Linked DNA regions of Homo sapiens: region 2 is linked to region 1. The links are chromatin loops, found by intact Hi-C in ENCODE. Cell type or tissue: Calu3. All regions are shown on one strand. Links, peaks and the distances in the headings refer to the core of each region. The heading gives the core; the rest is flanking DNA.

The links. Peaks named below come from ENCODE experiments on the same cell type or tissue, not always from the same donor. Only the 100,000 strongest peaks of a DNase experiment are listed, where the experiment ranks them.
Region 2: a loop joins it to region 1, with 2.4 times the contacts of the local background. A loop is called at or near these places in 15 of 110 quality-filtered maps.

What each region holds. Positions count from the first base shown.
Region 1 is chr4:101,353,114-101,362,242 of GRCh38, forward strand. No RefSeq gene overlaps it. Among named protein-coding and RNA genes, the nearest start is that of PPP3CA-DT, 9.9 kb to the left of the region's middle. In Calu3, for the core only: no CTCF peak of the experiment used is centred there; DNase peaks (open chromatin) are centred at 3,388 and 4,018.
Region 2 is chr4:101,406,403-101,415,531 of GRCh38, forward strand. No RefSeq gene overlaps it. Among named protein-coding and RNA genes, the nearest start is that of PPP3CA-DT, 63 kb to the left of the region's middle. In Calu3, for the core only: no CTCF peak of the experiment used is centred there; a DNase peak (open chromatin) is centred at 5,119.

The DNA.
Region 1 (9,129 bases), core at 737-8,736:
TTTGAGAATAACTTCAACAATACCAGCAAAAGGCTTACTAATCAAACTACAGGTACAGACAAATTATAGGAGACCTGGTAAATCAATTTAGGAGAAAGTTTGTCAGAGCCTTTAAAAGCACATTTGCATATACAAAATCAATATAAGAATTAGTAACGAGTTTCACTCATCTAAGTTGGCAAAGACATATTTTTTACTTGAAACAGATTTTGCCAATTATTGATTAAAAATTGCAAGTAAATATTCTACCATTTAGAAGAATTGGCTAGCCTTCTTTCCATTTACTTCCAATTAGTGAGATTTTTTTTTTTACTACTGTTCATGGCTAGTGGAAGGCATATATTCACAAGGTATTTACTGAGACTGGGTGTGGTGGCTCACACCTATAATCCCAGCACTTTGGGAGGCCAAGGTGAGTGGATCACCTGAGGTCAGGAGTTTGAGACCAGCCTGGCCAACATGGTGAAACCCCATCTCTACTAAAAATATAAAAATTAGCCAACCATGTGGCAGCTGCCTGTAGTCCCAGCTACTTGGGAGGCTGAGACAGGAGAATCGCTTGAACTTGGGAGGTGGAGGTCACAGTGAGCCGAGATAGTATCATTGCACTCCAGCCTGGACAACAGAGCGAGACTCTCTCTCAGGAGAAAAAAAAGGGGGGGTATTTATTGAACACCTATACGTATCAGGCACTAGGAATATAATATGAAAAAAAGCAAAGCAAAGTGTCTGCCCTCATAAAACTTATGTTCTAGTGAGGAGAGACAGATAATAGTAAAGAACAATTAATAACAGTTACACACACACACACACACACACAACATGTCAGGCAGACTAAGTAATAAGTGCAAACAATGCATAGTGGTAAGAACATTGAGGGAAGTGATGAGAAGAAGGGTACTATAGTCAGCCCTCTGTATCTGTGGATTCTACGTTCATGGATTCGACCAACTTTGAATCAAAAATATTTCGGGAAAAAAGATAACTACTTGTATACTGAATATGTGCAGACTTTCTTTTCTTGTCATTATTTCCTAACAAGACAGTGTAGAAACTATTTACATAGCATTTACATTGTGTTAGCTATTATAAGTAATATAGAGATGATTTTAAATATACAGGGGGATGTGCAAAGGTTACATGCAAATACTACACCATTTTATATCAGGGATTTTAGTGTGTGTGGATTTGGGTATCCTCAAGAAGTCCTGGAACCAAACTCCACAGATACTAAAGTACCACTGTACTTGTTGTAGACAGCTTGGACTGGGAAGTCCTCTCTGAGAAGGTGATATTTGAACAGAGATTCAAATGAAATAATGAAGATATTTATGCCACTATGTGGAAGAAGAGAGTTCCCAGTAAAAGGAACTGCATATGCAAAGGTCCAGAGTTAAGAGTCTGGTTGACATGTTTACAAACTCTGAAAGGAAGCCAGGGTAGTTGGAGCAGAATGAACTCGAAAGAGTGGTACAAGATAAGGTTAGGGAGATCATGAAAAGTCAGATTATGTAGGGCCTTAACCATAGGAACGACTGAATTTTATTCTGGGTGAAATGAAAGGGATTTTGTTAGGAAATGATATGATAGGACTTAAGTTTAAAGAAAACAATCATTCTTTGGTAAAAACTGACCCTGGATGTAATGGAGGGAAGGAAGAATGAATAGATATGGGAAGATGTAGTTAAAGGACTATTGTCATAATCCAATAGAAGTAAGGTAGTTTGGGTTATATAGTTTAGAAGACAGTGGTGAAAAGCATCCAATACCAAAAATGCATTTTAAAAGTAGAACTAACAGAATTTGCTGATGGATTGGATACAGGATGTGAGAAAAATAAAAAAGAAGAATCAAGAACTACAAGATTTTGAGTCTCAGCAAATGGAAGATAAGAGTTAACATTTACTAAGAAAGAAAACATTAGAAATGGACAGCATATTTGCTGGAGAAGATCTAAAGTTAGCTTTAGATATGTTAACTCTGAGGCGCATATTGTACATGGAAGTGGAAATGGCATGTGGGCAGTCGGATATATAAGCCTGAACTTGAAAGTCTTGTGTATAAAATTGGAAATCGTGGGCATAATAGTGCTTTATTTCAGTTAGAAGGTAGGAAGAATAGGAGGTTCCAGCAAAACCAACTGAAAGAAGCAGCTTCTGGGATTGAAAGGTAACGTCCCCACAGTCAAGCAAATGAATTGTGTCAACCATGCTGATAGGTTAAGTAAAATGACAACTGAAATTTGATTGTTGATTTTAATAAAAAGAGAAATTATTTGTGATCTTGACAAGGTAGACTTGTATACCTAACAAAAATAGCACCTCATCACTCTCTGCCTCTTTATAGGGTTTCAGTTCCTTTTCAGTATTTATAACTACTTGACGTTGCATCTGTATGTGTGCTGTGTTTGATTTATTTGTTTGTTGGTCTTCTGTCATCTACTTAGATAATATGAACCTTGAGAGCAGGGACTTTGTTTTGTTCCCAATTGAATTTCCATCGCCTGTAACATGCCTACCATATTCCAGGTGCTTAATATATGTTTGTTGAAAAAAAACAAATATTTGATTACAATGTTAGTCTGGGTTAGTTTTTCTAACCTTCTAAATAGTTTAAATAAGCATTTCAAATATTTTTAGGAAAAACTAAAATTTCACATTTAGATTTTTTAAAGTTACAGAGTCAACTTTCGTAGAGAGTGGACTCAGGCCTTGAGGATGACAGATGGAATTCAGGAGTTTAGTTTTTAGCACGAGGTGTGTCTCTCACACATCCGTACTGTAAGAATAATTACTTATATAGATCCAAGGGAAGACACAGTATTACTCATATTTCTTCCTTCTCCAAATACACAAAGGGTTCTATTGTTTGCTTGCAACATCTAAGCTATTCCCTGGTGATAAGTTAGGACAGATAGCAGCAATTTTCAGAGAGGAAGTGGATACGGTTTGGGTTATGGTTGTTTAGGAGCAGTCCTCAAAAGAGTTTCCCTCTCTATTTCAGGGTGTTACCTGTGCCCAGCCCAAAGAAATCTAGTCTGTCTTAGAAATTGTGTTAATATGCTTTAGGGTGCCCGTCCTGCCCATATCCCTGCTGTAGGTAAAATGCCTCAGTAGCCTCACCTGCCAAGTGATCATCAGGTCACAGGTTTAATTACTGCCATTACAGGGGATTGGACTAGGGTGGATGAACATCTGACTAGGGGGTACCTATGGGCTGGTAACCTTTAACTTCCCTAATCTAATTTGCACAAGTAAGCTAGATTAATCAGATGCCTTCTGTGAAGGGCTTGCCCTTAAAATTCAAAGGAAAGTGTACGGTTATTGTTTGAATAAAGGGAAATGCAGGCTGGGGTTAACGTAGCCACTAGCACATGATTCATGTGCAAGGCATGTAAACAGATGAAGCCATTCTGGGTAGAGGGGTAATAGGTCAGATTCAACAGGGGCGGAGAGAGCAGAAAGAGACATTTCAAAATCTGTGTTCTTTTTGTCCTTCCAAGGCATCATTGTTTAATTTTTTTCTGGATATATAAACCCCTCAATACCCTTACAATAAACCCTATTTTCTACAGCTAGTTTGAGTGTTATGTTCCTTACAACCAAAGACCCCTAAAAAGAGCCACTAAGATTGTTACTTTACGCCCTCTGTAAGTTTTCACCTACTGATTCTGGTGCTTATGGCAATGCTCTTCTTCAGCAGACAATGACCATATTCTACCTTCATCCTTGCCCATACCATTGTTTCTATAGCACACTCAGTACAAAAAAATTAAAGGAGAAAAATTAGTATGGATGGAAAGAGGGATAGATAGACTCTGACTAGGCAGTCTTGGGGAATTTTTGAGCTATTGACTGAATATTCTCCATGCCTATTGCCATGTCATCATCAGGCAGGTTATAGGCTATGCTGCAGTAAAAATGGAAAATCTTGGTAGCTTAACAAAAGTTTGAATTTCTCTGCAGGTCTGGGCAGCCCTCCAGGCTGACTCAGCATTCCAGCCTCCTACAATCAGATAGCACAAATATTAACACCTGGTTCCACAGTCACCCAACAGGGCTGGAGAGGGCTGAAGGTCTAAGCCCTAGCAATCAAATGCTTCTGCCTGGAAGTGATACTCATGAATGACCACACTCACATTCCATAGGCTGAATTCATCATTTGGCTAAACCTAATTTCAAGGGAGGCAGAGTTATGTGATTCTCCCACATGTCTGAAATTAGAGATCAAACATTTATAAAGGGTAATAATGCCAATCAGCGTATCTAAATAACCCATCTAATCCTGTGGGACCCATATGCTACTCATTACAACCCAGTGACTAGGACATTTGTCTTATCTGTTTCACATGCCACAGTTAGTCCTGGAATTACTGTGGAACATACGCGCACACACACACACACACAAAACATATTACTAAAAATTAAAGTTTTTAATTAAAATTTTTTGGGTAAAAATTTACTTTTTGTTCCTCATTCATGACCTAAGAATTTCTGTTCTGCTAAATATATACTACCTACCTCCCGTGTAATTGTAATGCATAGTCAGCTATCTAAGGTTGGAGTACCTAGATGCGGACCCTGAGATAAATATTCATATAAAGGTGATTTATTAAAAAGTGTTCCAAGGAAAAACCAGGGGGGAAGCAGGAAAAGTGACAGGGAAGGGAAGAAAGCCAAGCAAGGGTGATATGTCAAGCAAAGATGGTTAACTTTGGCCCAATCCTGTGGGGGTCCTCTGGAGACTTATAAGTCACACCTCTGAGCTGTTCCCATCAGGGAGCAGGGAGCTGAGTATTTGTACCACCAGGCTTGTGTGATCAGACTGCCTCGGAGAGATACGAATTCCTAGGCACTTCCTGCTCTCTCCACGTTTGGGCAAAGGCCAAGGAAGCCTGAGGACAGTGGTCTGACAAAGATGCAGATACAAGCACAGAGGGAGCTGCTGTGGAAATGGAAAAGTTTGGGACAGGCTCAGGGTTGAGGCACTGAGAGCATGTGCTAGTCAGAATTGATAGCCACTTGGATATAGAGGGATGGTGCAAGGAAAATGACCAGATCACCGACTTAAAGATGCAGTGGGGAAAAAACAATAATCTCTTCTTATCTCACTTCAGATTACTCTCCTTCTCCCACATCCACAATGAATTTACCATCCTAAGAATAAGGATGATGAATTTCCTGGGCAGATTCCTTCCCTGTTTCTAATCCCCAAATGATGTACCCTCCATTGCCCGAAATTCTTAACTCACGGAATATAGCATTTAATTCCTTGATAGGTAAAATGAAAATATTCCTAAAACAGGAAGTATATTGAGTCAACTCAGAACTGAGATCTGTCCCAGATATTTGCAGTACCCCTCTGCCCAGGCTGGGAAGGCATTAGGTGTATGTTGGATATTTTGTCTGCTCAGAAGCCTCATTTCAAAGATGACTTATCCACATGATTCTACATGACCCCATCTAAAGGTTATAGTACCATAGATCAAGACTGGATACATGTTGCCTTCTTTTCCCATGATATTTCTTTCTTTGGAAAACTGAATTCAGTCTTTTCTCTGGAAAACAGGTCAAACTGATACTAAGAAGCTTTCAGCAGCCGTGTTATTCTACCATATGGATTAGGAAAGAAGAGAAGGTGGTTCTACAGAAAAAAAAAAATGAATCAGTCATGCAGAAAAGAGCAAGCAAAGATGAAAGAAGGAAGACGGCTGGTATTCCATTTCCTGATCCCACTGTGTTCCCACGACCCAGCTACATGACAGCCCTTGGGGTCCATGAGACCCCCACAACATTCTTATAATTCATTAGCATTTTATGCTGGAGTTCGGTTGAATTTCAGTTATGTACAACCGAAGGGTAGTAAGTAATAAAGAAATGTATTCATAATTGCTAAAACTTGGAACCAACCAAGATGTTTTTCAGTAGGTGAATGGATAAATAAACTGTGGTACATTCAGGCAATGGACTGTTATTCAGCACTAAAAAGAAATGACCTATCAAGCAATAAAGAAACATGAAGGAAACTTAAATGCATATTACTAAGTGAAAGAAGCCAACCTGAAAAGGCTACATAGTGTATGATTCCAACTATGTGACATTCTAGAGAAGGCAAAAGTATGGAGACAGTAAAAAGATCAGTGATTGTCAGAGGTCAGCGGGAAGGAAGAGATAAATAGGTGGAGCAGAGAGAATTTTTAGGGCAGTGAAACTACCCTGTGTAATACTATAACAGTGGGTACATGTCATTCTACATTTGTCCATACTCACAGAATGTACAACACCAAGAGTGAACCCTCATGTAAACTATGGCCTTTGGGTAATAATGATGTATCAATGTAGCTTATCAGTTGTAGCACTGTACCACCGTGGTGGGGGACATTGACAGTGGGGGAGGCTATCCATGTGTGGGGGCAGTGGGTATATGAAATATCTTCATACCTTTCTCTCAATTTTGCTGTGAACCTATAATTAGACTTAAAAATAATAAGGGAAACTAAGAGTAACACAGTTTCTCAGCTGTAAACTCTAACTAGGACAAATCCTGGGTCTAGATCTGTGCAATCACCTTCTCTCCAGAGGTCTTGCAGAATGAGGGGTGGCCCAGAGGCTATAGTGGTGACAAGCATAGCCCTGGGATATAAGAAGGCTTTCTAGAAGGTACTGCCTCTTTTTTTTCCCCATATCTCTCTTTACAGAAACTTTATTTTTCTTTCCCTCTTTTGAAATTACTATGGAGCATTATTCCAGGATGTGAAACCCTCTGGGGTCTCATACAAATAAACAATTTGAGAATTGATAATAATGGAGCATCATAAGATGCATTCAGGAAGGCATCAATGTATGAAATATTGAAGCAGAAAGTGCCTTTCCTAATCTAGGTTGAAAGACTGAAAGACTGATGGGTAGGCCCCTGTGACTTGATCTATCTCCTGAAAACCATGTGTTACTTATGTATGTTAGAATTTGGAAGTGAGATGATAGTGGGGATACATATTTACATATTTATTGAAATTGAAAAACAAAATCACAGTTTTCTTTTTCCTCACAGAAAATTCCACTTTAGTTATTGCTTCACAATTAAGAACTGGCTTTGCCAGTGAAGTTCTTTGGCAGACATTTTCTCTAAATTAATTAAGTTAAACGTGCTGCTCTACTGTTTTGATGAAAAATATTTAACAGATAAGTGCAATACACAATTTGCTGGAAATTACAATTATGTTTAACTATTAAATCATCAATATAAAACTTTAGCTAACAACTGAAAAATATACTGTAAAAAACTATTTTGGAGGCACTCAAGCAAAAACATTGGATATCTCTAGATCAGCAAAACATATTCACCCAGACTTAACCACTATGACCAAGACATGCTGGGCAAACCCATTTCTTTTCTTTTCAGACTCTTGAATGTCTCATGACCTAGGACCACACACTTTGGCCGATTAGCCTAGTGCCCCAGATCTCAAGCATTTGCTAGTTTCTAGTTGTGACAGGTGAAAGAGAAGACATAACACAAGTATATTAGGTACCCAAAAGATGTTCTTTTTTGATATTCTAGGGGTAATTAATTTTACTTGTTTTATAAATTTGCATAATGCTAATATCAAATTTTTATAGTACTCTATAGCTAATAAAATATTTCATGTGTTATTTCATTTTATTCTCATGAACTTTGAGTACATTTTTTTGCCTGTATCTAAAAGCCTGAGATACAAATTCTTTTCAAATGATTTATTGAGGGAGTATCCTCAGAAGAAGGGGGTGTGAGAGAAGCCAGACAGGACAAGAACTAGAAGACAAACAAGTGAGTGGTTTCAGCTGGTCACTAGCTTCAATCTAATCCCACAGACAAGCTTTGTGCACAAACTGCACCACAGAGTTGTATCCCCTCCATGCAAGAGGCTGGCTTTCCGTACCCCTGTCTCTGAGGGCAGGTGGAAGTTCCTGTTTGACCAATACTCTGGGGGCAATTCCATAGAGAAAAGGGACGTTGTCATCAATACTTAGGGGAAATGGGAGATGGATAATCTAGATGGTAAAGGGAATCTGGGAGGAGCATCAAAAATGTCTCCAGTTGTTTATTTAGAAATAAAGTAACCAGGCTGGGTGCAGTGGCTCACGCCTGTAATCCCAGCACTTTGGGAGGCCAAGGGGGGCAGACTGCCTGAGGTCGGGAGTTCAAGGTCAGTCTGACCAACATGGAGAAACCCCGGCCCTACTAAAAATACAAAAAATTAGCCGGGTGTGGTGGGGCATGCCTGTAATCCCAGCTACTCGGGAGGCCGAGGCAGGAGAATCACTTGAACCTGGGAGGCGGAGGTTGTGGTGAGCTGAGATCGCGCCATTGCACTCCAGCCTGGGCAAAAAAAAGCGAAACTCTGTCTCAAAAAAAAAAAAAAAAAAAAAAAAAAAAAGGAAAAGAAAAGAAAAAGAAGAAAGAGAAATAAAGTAACCAAAGCTCAGAAGATTTAAGTATCTTGTGCTAGGGTTCTATAGACAGTAGATGATGCAGCTATGGCATAAGGTCGGGTCTTCTGACAGTATGATACACATTCTTCCCATGCTACACAGGTTCATGTACAATTCATATAGTTTATGGAGCTAAACAACGTAACGTGAAATCTGAATGACATTTACTAGCTATTTCCTTGGATATGTATCCTTTGAGGATATGACTTTAGGCAAGTTATTTAATATATAAAAGTCTCAATTTCTTAAACTAAAAAATGTGAATAATATTAACTACCCATGGTACATTTCTGAGGATTAAAAACACATGGAAATCATATATCATTGTGCTTTACATAGCGTATATGCTCCCAAATATTCATTTTCCTTCCTTTTCTCTTTTACCTATGAATAGACCAGTTAAAATAATGTAGAGAATATATTAGACAATACAGAAACCCCATCTCTACTAAAAACACACAAATCAGCCAGGTGTGGGGACATACACCTGTAATCTCAGCTACTCGGGACGCTGAGGCAGGGGAATAGCTTGAACCTGGGAAATAGAAGTTGCAGTGAGCTGAGATGGCACCACTGCACTCCAGCCTGGGTGACAGAAGGAGACTCTACCTTAAGAAAATAAACAAATAAATAAGAAAGAAAGACATTACCAGCAGCT
Region 2 (9,129 bases), core at 612-8,611, 53 kb after region 1:
TCTCTGATGGCCAGTGATGATGAGCATTTTTTCACGTGTTTTTTGGCTGCATAAATGTCTTCTTTTGAGAAGTGTCTGTTCATGTCCTTCGCCCACTTTTCGATGGGGTTGTTTGTTTTTTCTTGTAAATTTGTTTGAGTTCATTGTAGATTCTGGATATTAGCCCTTTGTCAGATGAGTAGGTTGCGAAAATTTTCTCCCATTTTGTAGGTTGCCTGTTCACTCTGATGGTAGTTTCTTTTGCTGTGCAGAAGCTCTTTAGTTTAATTAGATCCCATTTGTCAATTTTGTCTTTTGTTGCCATTGCTTTTGGTGTTTTAGACATGAAGTCCTTGCCCATGCCTATGTCCTGAATGGTAATGCCTAGGTTTTCTTCTAGGGTTTTTATGGTTTTAGGTCTAACGTTTAAGTCTTTAATCCATCTTGAATTGATTTTTGTATAAGGTGTAAGGAAGGGATCCAGTTTCAGCTTTCTACATATGGCTAGCCAGTTTTCCCAGCACCATTTATTAAATAGGGAATCCTTTCCCCATTGCTTGTTTTTCTCAGGTTTGTCAAAGATCAGATAGTTGTAGATATGCGGCGTTATTTCTGAGGGCTCTGTTCTGTTCCATTGATCTATATCTCTGTTTTGGTACCAGTACCATGCTGTTTTGGTTACTGTAGCCCTGTAGTATAGTTTGAAGTCAGGTAGTGTGATGCCTCCAGCTTTGTTCTTTTGGCTTAGGATTGACTTGGCGATGCGGGCTCTTTTTTGGTTCCATATGAACTTTAAAGTAGTTTTTTCCTATTCTGTGAAGAAAGGCATTGGTAGCTTGATGGGGATGGCATTGAATCTGTAAATTACCTTGGGCAGTATGGCCATTTTCACGATATTGATTCTTCCTACCCATGAGCATGGAATTTTCTTCCATTTGTTTGTATCCTCTTTTATTTCCTTGAGGAGTGGTTTGTAGTTCTCCTTGAAGAGGTCCTTCACATCCCTTGTAAGTTGGATTCCTAGGTATTTTTTTCTCTTTGAAGCAATTGTGAATGGGAGTTCACTCATGATTTGGCTCTCTGTTTGTCTGTTGTTGGTGTATAAAAATGCTTGTGATTTTTGTACATTGATTTTGTATCCTCAGACTTTGCTGAAGTTGCTTATCAGCTTAAGGAGATTTTGGGCTGAGACAATGGGGTTTTCTAGATATAAAATCATGTCATCTGCAAACAGGGAAATTTGACTTCCTCTTTTCCTAATTGAATACCCTTTATTTCCTTCTCCTGCCTAATTGCCCTGGCCAGAACTTCCAACACTATGTTGAATAGGAATGGTGAGAGAGGGCATCCCTGTCTTGTGCCAGTTTTCAAAGGGAATGCTTCCAGTTTTTGCCGATTCAGTATGATATTGGCTGTGGGTTTTTCATATATAGCTCTTATTATTTTGAGATACGTCCCATCAATATCTAATTTATTGAGAGTTTTTAGCATGAAGCGTTGTTGAATTTTGTCAAAGGCTTTTTCTGCATCTATTGAGATAATCATGTGGTTTTTGTCTTTGGCTCTGTTTATATGCTGGATTAAATTTATTGATCTGCGTATACTGAACCAGCCTCGCATCCCAGGGATGAAGCTCACTTGATCATGGTGGATAAGCTTTTTGATGTGCTGCTGGATTCGTTTTGCCAGTATTTTATTGAGGATTTTTGCATCAATGTTCATCAAGGATATTGGTCTAAAATTCTCTTTTTTAGTTGTGTCTCTGCCAGGCTTTGGTATCAGAATGATGCTGGCCTCATAAAATGAGTTAGGGAGGATTCTCTCTTTTTCTATTGATTGGAATAGTTTCAGAAGGAATGGTACCAGTTCCTCCTTGTACCTCTGGTAGAATTCGGCTGTGACTCCATCTGGTCCTGGACTCTTTTTGGTTGGTAAGCTATTGATTATTGCCACAATTTCAGATCCTGTTATTGGTCTATTCAGAGATTCAATTTCTTCCTGGTTTAGTCTTGGGAGAGTGTATGTGTCGAGGAATGTATCCATTTCTTGTAGGTTTTCTAGTTTATTTGCATAGAGGTGTTTGTAGTATTCTCTGATGGTAGTTTGTATTTCTGTGGGATTGGTGGTGATATCCCCTTTATCATTTTTTATTGCGTCTATTTGATTCTTCTCTCTTTTTTTCTTTATTAGTCTTGCTAGCGGTCTATCAATTTTGTTGATCCTTTCAAAACACCAGCTCCTGGATTCATTAATTTTTTGAAGGGTTTTTTGTGTCTCTATTTCCTTCAGTTCTGCCCTGATTTTAATTATTTCTTGCCTTCTGCTAGCTTTTGAATGTGTTTGCTCTTGCTTTTCTAGTTCTTTTAATTGTGATGTTAGGGTGTCAATTTTGGATCTTTCCTGCTTCCTCTTGTGGGCATTTAGTGCTACAAATTTCCCTCTACACACTGCTTTGAATGTGTCCCAGAGATTCTGGTATGTTGTGTCTTTGTTCTTGTTGGTTTCAAAGAACATCTTTATTTCTGCCTTCATTTCGTTATGTACCCAGTAGTCATTCAGGAGCAGGTTGTTCAGTTTCCATGAAGTTGAGCGGTTTTGAGTGAGATTCTTAATCCTGAGTTCTAGTTTGATTGCACTGTGGTCTGCGAGATAGTTTGTTATAATCTCTGTTCTTTTACATTTGCTGAGGAGAGCTTTACTTCCAAGTATGTGGTCAATTTTGGAATAGGTGTGGTGTGGTGCTGAAAAAAATGTATATTCTGTTGATTTGGGGTGGAGAGTTCTGTACATGTCTATTAGGTCCTCTTGGTGCAGAGCTGAGTTCAATTCCTGGGTATCCTTGTTGACTTTCTGTCTCGTTGATCTGTCTAATGTTCACAGTGGGGTGTTAAAGTCTCCCATTATTAATGTGTGGGAGTCTAAGTCTCTTTGTAGGTCACTCAGGACTTGCTTTATGAATCTGGGTGCTCCTGTATTGGGTGCATATATATTTAGGATAGTTAGCTCTTCTTGTTGAATTGATCCCTTTACCATTATGTAATGGCCTTCTTTGTCTCTTTTGATCTTTGTTGGCTTAAAGTCTGTTTAATCATAGACTAGGATTGCAACCCCTGCCTTTTTTTGTTTTCCATTTGCTTGGTAGCTCTTGCTCCATCCTTTTATTTGGAGCCTATGTGTGTCTCTGCACATTAGATGCATTTCCTGAATATAGCACCCTGATGGGTCTTGACTCTTTATCCAGTTTGCCAGTCTGTGTCTTTTAATTGGAACATTTAGTCCATTTACATTTAAGGTTAATATTGTTATGTGTGAATTTGATCCTGTCATTATGATGTTAGCTGGTGATTTTGCTCGTTAGTTGATGCAGTTTCTTCCTAGTCTCGATGGTCTTTACATTTTGGCATGATTTTGCAGTGGCTGGTACCGGTTGTTCCTTTCCATGTTTAGTGCTTCCTTCAGGAGCTCTTTTAGGGCAGGCCTGGTGGTGACAAAATCTCTCAGCATTTGCTTGTCTGTAAAGTATTTTATTTCTCCTTCGCTTATGAAGTTTCGTTTGGCTGGATATGAAATTCTGAGTTGAAAATTCTTTTCTTTAAGAATGTTGAATATTGGCCCCCACTGTCTTCTGGCTTGTAGGGTTTCTGCCGAGAGATCCGCTGTTAGTCTGATGGGCTTCCCTTTGAGGGTAACCCGACCTTTCTCTGTGGCTGCCCTTAACATTTTTTCCTTCATTTCAACTTTGGTGAATCTGACAATTATATGTCTTGGAGTTGCTCTTCTCGAGGAGTATCTTTGTGGCGTTCTCTGTATTTCCTGAATCTGAACGTTGGCCTGCCTTGCTAGATTGGGGAAGTTCTCCTGGATAATATCCTGCAGAGTGTTTTCCAACTTGGTTCCATTCTCCCCATCACTTTCAGGCACACCAATCAGACGTAGATTTGGTCTTTTCACATAGTCCCATATTTCTTGGAGGTTTTGCTCATTTCTTTTTATTGTTTTTTTCTCTAAACTTCCCATCTCGCTTCATTTCATTCATTTCATCTTCCATTGCTGATACCCTTTCTTCCAGTTGATTGCATCGGCCCCTGAGGCTTCTGCATTCTTCACGTAGTTCTCGAGCCTTGGTTTTCAGCTCCATCAGCTCCTTTAAGCCCTTCTCTGTATTGGTTATTCTAGTTATACATTCTTCTAAATTTTTTTCAAAGTTTTCAACTTCTTTGCCTTTGGTTTGAATGTCCTCCCGTAGCTCAGAGTAATTTGATCGTCTGAAGCCTTCTTCTCTCAGCTCGTCAAAGTCATTCTCCATCCAGCTTTGTTCCGTTGCTGGTGAGGAACTGCGTTCCTTTGGAGGAGGAGAGGCGCTCTGCTTTTTAGAGTTTCCAGTTTTTCTGTTCTGTTTTTTACCCCATCTTTGTGGTTTTATCTACTTTTGGTCTTTGATGATGGTGATGTAGAGATGGGTTTTTGGTGTGGATGTCCTTTCTGGTTGTTAGTTTTCCTTCTAACAGACAGGACCCTCAGCTGCAGGTCTGTTGGAATACCCTGCCGTGTGAGATGTCAGTGTGCCCCTGCTGGGGGGTGCCTCCCAGTTAGGCTGCTCGTGGGTCAGGGGTCAGGGACCCACTTGAGGAGGCAGTCTGCCCGTTCTCAGATCTCCAGCTGCGTGCTGGGAGAACCACTGCTCTCTTCAAAGCTGTCAGACAGGGACATTTAAGTCTGCAGAGGTTACTGCTGTCTTTTTGTTTGTCTGTGCCCTGCCCCCAGAGGTGGAGCCTACAGAGGCAGGCAGGCCTCCTTGAGCTGTGGTGGGCTCCACCCAGTTCGAGCTTCCTGGCTGCTTTGTTTACCTAAGCAAGCCTGGGCAATGGCGGGCGCCCCTCCCCTAGCCTCGCTGCCGCCTTGCAGTTTGATCTCAGACTGCTGTGCTAGCAATCAGCGAGACTCCGTGGGCGTAGGACCCTCCGATCCAGGTGCGGGATATAATCTCGCGGTGTGCCGTTTTTTAAGCCAGTCGGAAAAGCGCAGTATTCGGGTGGGAGTGACCCGATTTTCCAGGTGCGTCATCACCCCTTTCTTTGACTAGGAAAGGGAACTCCCTGACCCCTTGTGCTTCCCAAGTGAGGCAATGCCTCGCCCTGCTTCGGCTCATGCATGGTGCGCGCACCCACTGACCTGCGCCCACTGTCTGGCACTTCCTAGTGAGATGAACCCGGTACCTCAGATGGAAATGCAGAAATCACCCGCCTTCTGCATCGCTCAGGCTGGGAGCTGTAGACCGGAGCTGTTCCTATTCAGCCATCTTGGCTCCTCCCCCTAGACAATATATTTTTAACTCTCATGTCAAGTCACATTGCGGCCTTGCTTCACCATCTTGAAAGTTTTCTATACTCAAATCACTTTTGCAAGCTTTTCTAGAAAATAATTTAGTTAAGAGTGGAGATTTGGTTTAAAAAATTATCTTTTGGCGAATATACACATTAAAATGTAATTTCTCCTTGTGCCATAATCTTTATTTTCCCTCATTTTATTCATATTTCTTCTTTTTCTGGTCCATTTTGGCCTGTTTTTCTGATAAAAAAATAATTCCACCTGTTTTTAAATCCTTTATACTTTTCCTTACCAGTTGTATAATTTTCCCACAGACAATGACATAATATAGAAAATGGAGGGAAATTTTGACCTGTGACTAACAGTATGTCATGGAGAATTAGGCAGAATTTTAGGGCTTTGGTAAATAGGATGAGTTTAACTTACGAAGGTGGGATGTGTCAGAAGGTAAATATATTTGTTTACATAGGGAAGACACACCCAGCTTCAAGTTATTACAAAAGGAGGAAATACTGAAAATCTGAAGATTCTCCTCAGCCCGAAAATGGAGGAGAAACAAGGAAAAAAAAATAATGAAAGAAGGAAGAACCTGGTGAGGAGCAAAATGCTTTCATGAATGGCATTTGAGAGTTTGTATTAGGTAAGAGAAGTTTTTAAAACCCACAGGTATTCTATAAATTGAAGATAATCTGGGTCATCTTAACATAATAGCTCCTATACAAAATTTTGCCATGTAAATTGCCATGTTTTTCTGTTTATTCATTCTTTTGGTTCAATTAATAGGAATCCTGCTTAGTTTTTAACACTTATTTTTCACCTAGCTTTGTATTTCCCCTGATTTTTTCCTTACCTTTCACCTGAAGCCTTTCCTATTTTGTTTTCTTTCTCCTTTCAGGAAGTTCATTAGCTCAAAAAGAGGCAAATATTTCCAACTTTTAAGGAGAAAACAAGGGCAGACTCTGTACAGTTCTCAACTGGGCTTTTACATTACTAGTTCTATAGCACTGGGGAGGTCATTTTGCCTCTCTGGCCTCAGTTTAAGTGCAATAATTTTAACAGATTTTTTTTCAAATGTAATAATATATAATGTGAAGCTGGTAAGGAGAATGTAATTTGTAAACTATTTCTCCCTTTACCTAAAAGTGTCAATACTTTGAGATTAATTTAATATATAATATCTGGATAAAATATTCTGGTATCAGGTGCAGGTGCATGAGGCGAAGTGCAGACACTCCTCAAAAGAAGACATTTATGCAGCCAACAAACATATGAAAAAATGCTCATCATCACTGGTCATTAAAGAAATGCAAATCAAAAACACAATGAGATATCATCTCACGCCGGTTAGAATAATGATCATTAAAAAGTCGAGAAACAACAGATGCTAGAGAGGCTGTGGAGAAATAGGAAGGCTATCCCACTGTTGGTGGGAGTGTAAATTAGTTCAACCATTGTGGAAGACAGTGTGGTGATTCCTCAAGGATCTAGAACTAGAAATACCTTTTGACCCAGCAATCTCATTACTGGGTATATATGCAAAGTATTATAAATCATTCTACTATAAAACCACATGCACACACATGTTTATTGCAGCACTATTCACAATAGCAAAGACTTGGAACCAACCCAAATGCCCATCAATGATAGAATGGATAAAGAAAATGTGGCACATATACACCATGGAATACAATGCAGCCATAAAAAAGGATGAGTTCATGTCCTTTGCAGGGATATGGATGAAGCTGGAAACCATCATTCTCAGCAACTAACACAAGAACAGAAAAACCAAACACCTCATGTTCTCACGCATAAGTGGGAGTTGGACAATGAGAACACATGCACACAGGGTGAAACCCCGTCTCTACTAAAAATACAAAAATTAGCTGGGCATGGTTGCGCCTCTGTAGTCCCAGCTACTCAGGAGGCTGAGGGAGGAGAATCACTTGAACTCAGGAGGCAGAGGTTGCAGTGAGCCGAGATCGTGCCACTGCACTCCAGCCTGGCGACAGAATGAGACTCTGTCTAAAGAAAAAAAAGGCATGATATTGTTATTATTAGTATGATTATACAAAAAGGAAAGAAATGAACAAGAGATCCGGAATGAAGTATCTGAATGTAATTTCCACAAATCCCAAAATGAGTGTTTACAAATCTCTATAGTGCCAGAGTTATTGGAAATTAGAAAAAAAAAAGTCTCAGATGCAACTGCTAAGTGCATTTGGAAAATATCATTGACTTTGAATTATACATGTGATATTTGTCTCCTTTAATAACAGTGTTCTCCATTTCAAAATTTATAAGATGTGAGTTCTTGGAAAAAACAAGTTGAAAAAATACTTTCTTACTCTGACATTCATTTCTTCTGAAAATTGGTTATTACTTTGGTTAATCATCTGAAAGTTTGACATTTCTCCTTAGTTTTACCATTGTAACAACTGAGGCTCAGTGTTTTAAAGATAATTACAGTTATTACTTTTATTAACTGAAAAAATGCTGAATAATTGTCATTGCCTTAGAAATTAGATTTTGTAGTGATACTTTCTACTAGCATTGCAGTTGAGATGCTTTGATAAGGGAGCTACAGTAATATTAAAGAATTCTTGACAGCTACTTATAAGATGTTTACATTTGTAAACAATAACATTTTGTAAACAGAACTTGACTTTAGCAAAGCAAATGCCAAGAGGTTATTTTACTCTCTCTTAGACTCCATAATGCAGTCCTGATATATTTTGGGGCATTAAGGTGGGTGGGAAGATTTTAATTATGATAGACTGAGAAAAGCCTAGTGTTTGGCAGACCAAATGACAAAGAACTTAAAAAGTGAGGCCAGACAATAAAAATATGTACTTTGTGCAATGATACAGTGGGATTTTTAAACAAGAGTGCCCATTTTACCCACACTCTGGGAAACATGCAACTCTCAATGTTTGCCAAAAGCAATAGGAGTTTTTTTTTTTTTTTACTGGTCTCTGTGAAAACATTATCTTTAAGGCAGTGAACAAAAGAAGGAAACCCTGTAAACAACTGGTTAGAACCCTAAGTGGAAGCCAAGACACATATTGAAATTGAGATGATATTGCTCTACCATGGCTTGATTTTTGGTTTTCTCATTATTTGTCATGCGTGTATTTCCTGTTGTGCTTTACTAAAAACAATATCTGATATCAGTTCACACTCCCTTCAAATAACAACTAAGAACTAATTTTCCAGCATGCAAATTAACTTAAATGTGACAATGCATCACATTTCAATAGGAAAAGGAATGATTATTCAATATAAATGATGTTGGGTAATTAACTATTTGGGACTCAATTCACCTTGTATGAAATATAAACAAAAAAAGAAAGAGAGAAAAAAGGAAGGAAGAAAGGAAGGAAGGAAGGGAGGGAGGGAAGAAGGAAAGCAGGGAGGGAAGGAGGGAGGGAGGAAGGAGGGAAGGAAGGAAGGAAGGAAGGAAGTAGGGAAGGGTAAGGCAAGAAATTCCTCAGTGTTTAGCAAATGCCAAGCATAAAAATCATAAAAATGAGAATTCAAAAAAAATTTCATTTGTTTTAGGTCTCCTATTGATATGGTTTGGCTCTGTGCTCCCACCCAAATCTCATCTCTAATTGTAATCCGCACTTGTTGAGAGAGGGACCTGGTGGGAGGTGATTGGGTCATTGGGGTGGTTTTCCCGATGCTGTTCTCATGATAGGTGATTTAAAAGTGTGGCACTTCCTTCTTCGCTCGCTCTCTTGCTTGCTCTCTCTCTCTCTCTCTCTCTCTCTCCTGCCACCATGTAAGACACACCTTGCTTCCCCTTCACCTTCTGCCATGACT